Regions from separate parts of the Homo sapiens genome. Here region 2 is linked to region 1. Evidence: chromatin contacts called from ENCODE Hi-C or POLR2A ChIA-PET data. All regions are on one chromosome and are shown on one strand. The core of a region is the stretch at or near the end of the contact, and the rest is flanking DNA. Distances in the headings are between cores, read along the strand shown.

Evidence for each region. Hi-C counts contacts between places; a loop is a spot of excess contacts on that map. ChIA-PET counts read pairs that join two places held with the same protein, here RNA polymerase II (POLR2A). Pooled maps may share reads with other maps.
Region 2: a loop to region 1 is called in a map of naive thymus-derived CD4-positive, alpha-beta T cell, with 8 times the contacts of the local background. The contact joins the promoter of KIAA1549 here to the enhancer-like site in region 1. A Hi-C loop is called at or near these places in 3 of 168 maps with a recorded cell type or tissue (CD4-positive, alpha-beta memory T cell, PC-3 and naive thymus-derived CD4-positive, alpha-beta T cell) and 9 of 50 pooled maps. POLR2A ChIA-PET finds 5 or more read pairs at or near these places in 1 of 52 experiments (activated T-cell).

Annotation. Positions count from the first base shown.
Region 1 is chr7:138,751,075-138,754,037 of GRCh38, forward strand. ATP6V0A4 (ATPase H+ transporting V0 subunit a4) reads right to left here. Exons shown (of 22, transcript NM_020632.3): 11 at 1,551-1,763. Among named protein-coding and RNA genes, the nearest start is that of TMEM213, 45 kb to the right of the region's middle. Within about 2 kb of position 1,582, at least 8 of the 41 ENCODE cell types and tissues checked have a DNase peak (open chromatin) inside an H3K27ac peak, as active enhancers do.
Region 2 is chr7:138,979,917-138,982,879 of GRCh38, forward strand. KIAA1549 reads right to left here and starts at 1,473. Exons shown (of 20, transcript NM_001164665.2): 1 at 1,167-1,473. The coding sequence starts at 1,353. RefSeq lists silencers at 87-381, 1,221-1,350, 1,391-1,770, 1,791-1,920 and enhancers at 392-1,278, 1,901-2,250.

The DNA.
Region 1 (2,963 bases), core at 332-2,831:
AGATCTGCCGTCACCAGATATGCCACCCAGCTAGTTCCCCATCGGCCAAACCAGCTGCATGCCACCCACTCCTCAACCTAATGGCTTCACTCCTCCCACCCCGTGAAATTATTCAAACAAGCTAATCACATCCTTCTGCAAGAACCAAAGGTCACCTCACCCTCGTTCACTGCAGAGCCTGCCTCCCACCGGCCCTGCTGCTTCACTCTGCTCCCAAACGCAGTTCCCGAGGGCAAGCCCTGTGTGGCCCGCATGGCGTGCGGTGTCCTTCTCCCCTGGGCTCTGAAGACGAGTGACTAAAAACAGCTGTCAAGCCCGTCTGTCCAGTGTCAGGGTAATGTGTTCGGCCATCTTGTACTATTTAGGGCAGGAGGGGGTCCCTCCTTCAATGGGGTGAATAACGGTGATCAGAACAAGCCCCCACTCTCCATCCTGCCCCTCGCCGTCCCCTGCTTGGTTTCCTGCCCACCACTCATCACTGCCTGAAATCTCATTAGTCACGGACATGCCTCCGTGTCCCTTTCTAGAATGTCTATCAAAGCAGGGTCTTGGCCTGCCAGTGTGTAAGCCCTAGATCCGTTCCTAGTACACAGGGAATGTCTAAGGAATGAATGGAGGGAGCGGTGAGAACTCAACGAGGACAGAGTGCTTAGCCATCTCGGACACACCGCAAGCGATCTACATATTTTGGCTCTTATTATAGATGCTTGGTTATTCATCTTTCTAGCTAGACTATAACCTCCATGAGGTAACAGGTGGTATCTACAGTCTAGCAGAGTGGAGCTGGGCATGGTGGCGCGTGCCTGTAGTCCTAGCCACTTGGGAGGCTGAGATGGGAGGATCACCTGAGCCCAGGAGTTTGAGGCTGTAGGGCAGTATGCCCATGCCTGTGAACAGCCCTGCACTCCAGCCTGGGTGTCATAGCGAGGTCCCCATCTTTAATAAGAAAAAAAAGACAAAATCCCCCCAAAACGATAGTCTAGCTGAGAGACTGGCACATTAATGCTCAGTATGGCCGGGTGTGATGTCTCACACCTGTAATGTCAGCACTTTGGGAGGTTGAGGCAGGCGAATCACCTGAGGTCAGGAGTTTAAGAGCAGCCCAGCCAACATGGTGAAACCCCGTCTCTACTAAAAATACAAAAATTTGCTGGACGTGGTAGGGCGCACCTGTAATCCCAGCTACTCGGGAGGCTGAGGCAGGAGAATCACTTGAACCCGGGAGGCAGAGGTTGCAGTGAGCCGAGACTGTGCCACTGCACAACAGCCTGGGCTACAGAGCGAGATTCTATTTTTTTTTTTTTTTTAAAAAAACCTCAATACGTACTCACAAAAGGTCAAAAAATGGTGAACAACTGTCAAACACTGAAAAGACAAAGGAATTTCTTTTATGTCCTCGAGTGGGGTTGATAACTGAAGACACAAAGATGAAGGAAGCAATCCTACCACCAAGTCACTTGAGTTCATGTGGCCCATGAGGCCAACACCCTCTGAGAGCCCAGCAGAGGGGCTGACTCATCGGACCCCTCCTGGCTCCACCTGCCACGCACCATGCCTTGCTCCAGTGCCCTCTTGATACGTGTGGCATCTGCCACCGGGAACCAGATCTCGGCGATGACACACTGCTGGGTGACGTCGATGTTGCACATGTTCAGGATGTGGTAGACAGCTTTCATCTTCTGCACCTTGATGAGCCAGGAGTGCCAGTTGGCAGCGGCTTCCTGCAGCAGGCGCTGGCGGTGAGACTCTGTTTGTGTTATGACCTATACAAAAAACAACACACAGGAAAACAGAGAACCTTCACAGAGCTGTTTGACAAGGTGCCAAAAATGGAGTGTCACAGGCCACAGCAGCTTCCTCTGCTCTGGCAGGCTCCTTTGACCTGTGGCTGTCACCTGGCCTTGAACTCTCCTGAGCAGTTTATCTCCCCCGCTAGAGGCTAAAACCCTTAGGCAGAGATTGTATCTTCCTTTTCTTCTAAATTCCTCATTGTCCTATTGTTATGGGTTGAATTGTCCACATAAAAGAGTCCTGAACTCTGATACCTGTGAATATGGCCTTTTTGGAAAGAGGGTCTTTGCAGATGGAATCAGGTTAAGAAGAGGTCATACTGGATTTGAATGGGCTCTAATCCCATATGACCACTGTCCTGATAAGAAACGTAGACACAGAGGCACACAGGGAAGAATACCACGTGACAACAGAGGCAGAGAAGTAGGCACTTGCAAGCCAAGGAATGCGGAGGACGGCCCGCAGCACCAGAGCTGGGGAGAGGCAAGGAGGGGGCTCCCTTCAGGTCTTCCGAGGGAGCACGGCCCTGCTGACGCCTTGATTTCAGACCTCTGGCCTCCAGAACCATGACAGAATAAATCTTTATTGTCTTATGCCACCCAGTTTGCTGTAATTTGTTACAGCAACCCTAAGAGATTACTACATCTACCACAACCCTTTACATACATAATCCCTCCAATAAATGACAAGTGAATGAATGAAGGAATGAATGGACAATTGGGCCCACACAGAATTTATTTAATGGAATCATTTTTATGTTTTGATGATACAACAAACAGGGTAATCTTTTTCAGCACACATGGCCTCTGTAAGAGACACACTGTAAGACAGACATGCTGGCTCTAAGATTAACGAGAGCCATGAGGCCACCGAAGCATCTCACAAGCCCAATACTACCTGTCACTTTGCAATATAATGCCCCCTGGCCTGGGGATTTCCAGGAGACAAGAGCACCTCAGCACAGAGGTGACTTTCAGAAACCTCAAAGAGCATAGCCCGAATTATATGCCTCAGCATCAGACAGTGTCTAAGATTCATCTTTGGCAGGGACTGAGCCAAAGGAGAAAGCTGCCCCTGCAGAAGCTGCTCAGCTGGGATCATCTGAAGCCCTCGACACAGCAGCAACCCGTCATACTAAATGTAAGCACACATCTAGCAGAATTTATTTTCCA
Region 2 (2,963 bases), core at 223-2,722, 230 kb after region 1:
GTTTCCTCTTTGGTAAGCAGAGTGGACCTGTTCCATGATCCCTGAAGTCCTCCCTGTGCTTCTATTGTACCATCCCCTCTAGGGCACTGGTTATAATTCTCACAGGTCCAAGGGACACCTTCAAATGTGTTCCAATTCCTCCCAGCCACTGAGTAGCCCTTTGGCCCTGCTCCCACGAGAAAGGAGGATTCGGAGCAGCGTTCACGGCTTTCTGGTTTTTGTTCTGTGTGCAGCAGCTCTCCACCCCTAGCTGCTCCTTCCACCTTTCCTTTTCCGCCTCAAAGTGGTCAAGTGCCTGTGCAGGGGCAATCGCTGGCCTGCAGTGTCAGCTCAGAGACGGTTTCCAGACCATCCTGTGTACAGGCTCAGGGTGGACAAATAAACATTTTGGAGAAGCAATAGGAATTAAATCATTTCTTCCACAACAAAACCCTTATGCTTCTTCATAAATCATGCCTCTTCATTCCATACTGATGAACAGTCACTAAATTGCATCTGTTATAAAAACAGCCCTTACTCCTTTCATGCCCAGACACTTAAGAATCAAAATATTTTCACACTCCATTGTACTAATAATGCCTTGCAGAAGTAATACCAATAGCTATTTCCCTGGAAAGATCCGTGGCCAGGGCGCTTTCCAAGAGGTTTTCTTTGAATGTTCTTTGTGTCCTGCTGTACGGGGGGACACGGCCGGCCTGCCCGCATCTGGGGGACGCTGGGCTTGTCCCGGTAATGCAATACTCTTTTAAAGCACACCTCGAATCCACCTCTTCGCCCCGACAATAAAGTATCTCAAAACATTCGATATGCCACATCATACAGCCTTGACAAAAAAGCACGCCGGTGCCTGCATTCTGCAGGAAAAACCAGGCACATTCTGAGATGAAGCCACCAGACCCGCTTCGGGTTCCATGGACAAGAGAACAGCTTTGCAGACCCCTTAGCAAGACCGGCCAGAAGCCGCTCGCTTGTTCGTTTTAATTATTTATTTCCCCCGTGCCTTTATTTGTTGGGCCCCAGAAGAATGGCAAAGCATCTTCCAGAAAGGACGGCGAGGGAGCTGGAGAATAAAAGAGGATGGGCGGGGAAAGCCGGGGTTTTGAAAACAGCAGCGATAAAGGCAGGCGGGGTCGCGGCCGCGTTCCGAGGGTCTCGGCGGAGCTTACCTGGGGCGCACGAGGCCGGCCGGGCCAGCAGCAGCAGCCAGAGGCCAGGAAGCAGCAGCCCCGGGCGGCGGCGGCGGGCGCAGCGGGCGGAAGGCCGTCGGCCGCTCGGCCCCGGGGCCAGCGCGACCCCGGCGCGGGGCTTCCCCTCCATGGCCGCGCCTCGGCGTCGGCGCCGCGCCCCCGGCATTCCCGGCCGGCGCCCCGGCCCGGCCTCGCGGCTCAGCGGCTCTCGGGTCCGGGAGGGGCGGCCGCTGCGGCTGCGGCTGGGACGGGGCGCCGCGCACCGGCGCGGAGGGAGGCCGGAGAGGCGGGGGCGGGCCGGGCCGGAACCGAGGACAGGGGCGCCAGCCGCACGCCCGCCTTGCCGCTCCGCCCCCTTCGGAGCCTCGGAGCCGCTGCCCGGCAACGCGCGGGCCCGGGCGCGGGACGGCGAGCACCCCCTCCCGGCCGGCCGGACGCCTGCCTGCCTGCCTGCCTGCCTGCCTGCGGGGCGGCCGGGGCAGCGTGCGCGGGGCTCGGCGCGGCAGAGGCGGCAAGGGCGGCGAGGCGGCGCGGCCCAGCCCTCCCCCAGGACCCGCCTTCCGGAGGGAGCGCGAGGGGCTCGGGGGGCCTGGGCCGGGCGGTGCCGCCCCGACCCGCACCCAACCCCGGGTCCCGCCGCGCGTTCCCCGGGGCGCCCGGATCAGGGTAGGCCGGCAAGCCGGGGGAGGGGTCCTCTCGCCTCCCTCGCTCCTCCTCTCCCGCCGACTCCTTGCGGGCAGCAGGTGTGTGGGGCGCCGCGCTCTCAGGACAGCCTCGGGGCCGCGGAGGGGACAAAGCCAGACAAAGTCGGGCTCCTGCGCTAGAGCTCAGCGTGCAAGGCAGGGGCGAGCAGAGCGCACGCAGCTCTCCCCCGCCTTCCTGCCTTAAGAAGGTGCGGCCACCTCTGCGGGTCTTCGGGAAGCGACCCTGCGCTCAGGGCCTGGGAGGCCCGCGGGACCCTGCACTTAGCAGGCCTTGAGCAGGCGGCTGCTGAAGCGAATGGGCGTGGAGCTGGGGAGACCCGCAAGGCCAGGCCGTTTTAGGGAAAGTGGCGCTCCTGAGAGGTGGAGAGAATGCCCAGAGAGCGTTTGAGGGTTGGAGTCCGCGGGGGGAATGAGGAACGGGAAGAAGGGAGTTGACATCTGTCAAGTACCTACTGTGTGCCAGGCACGTCACTCTGAAGACGCCCCGTGGCTTCAGGGTCTAGGGAGGAGGAATTGGAAGTTTTGAATCGTTGCATCCCACTGGCATTGTTGCATCAAGCAGATATTAACGGTGTGTGTGGGGGACACTATCTCGTGCAGAAAAACTATGGCAGACAGCGGAAAAGGTGAATCATTACACTGGCAGAGGGATCCTCGCGGCTATTCAGTCGGGTTCCCCTGCCAGGCCCAGCCCTTGAAGGGGCTGCCCAGCCTTGCAGCTCCAACTCTTCTGGACTCCTTGCCCTTGGCGAATAGTTCTTCCTAAGAATAGGACAGGGGCACTCTTCTGTAGGTACACACCTGGTCCTTACAGGTGGGTACTTGAAACCTGGTAGTTTCAAGGAAAATGAGAATAAAGGTTAAAAAAAGCTTTTGTTGATGTTCCTGGTGTTTTTACACGTTATTGTAACCCCCCATCATACAGCCCCTATGTTTATTACAGTAACTGCTCCTGTCTCCCAAAGAGGGTTCTGCGTGCACACCCAGGTAAGTACCTAAGAGAAACTGCCCAGATATGTCTGGTCCCAGGACACCATGGCCATAGATCTGGGACCTCTTATTCACACACTTA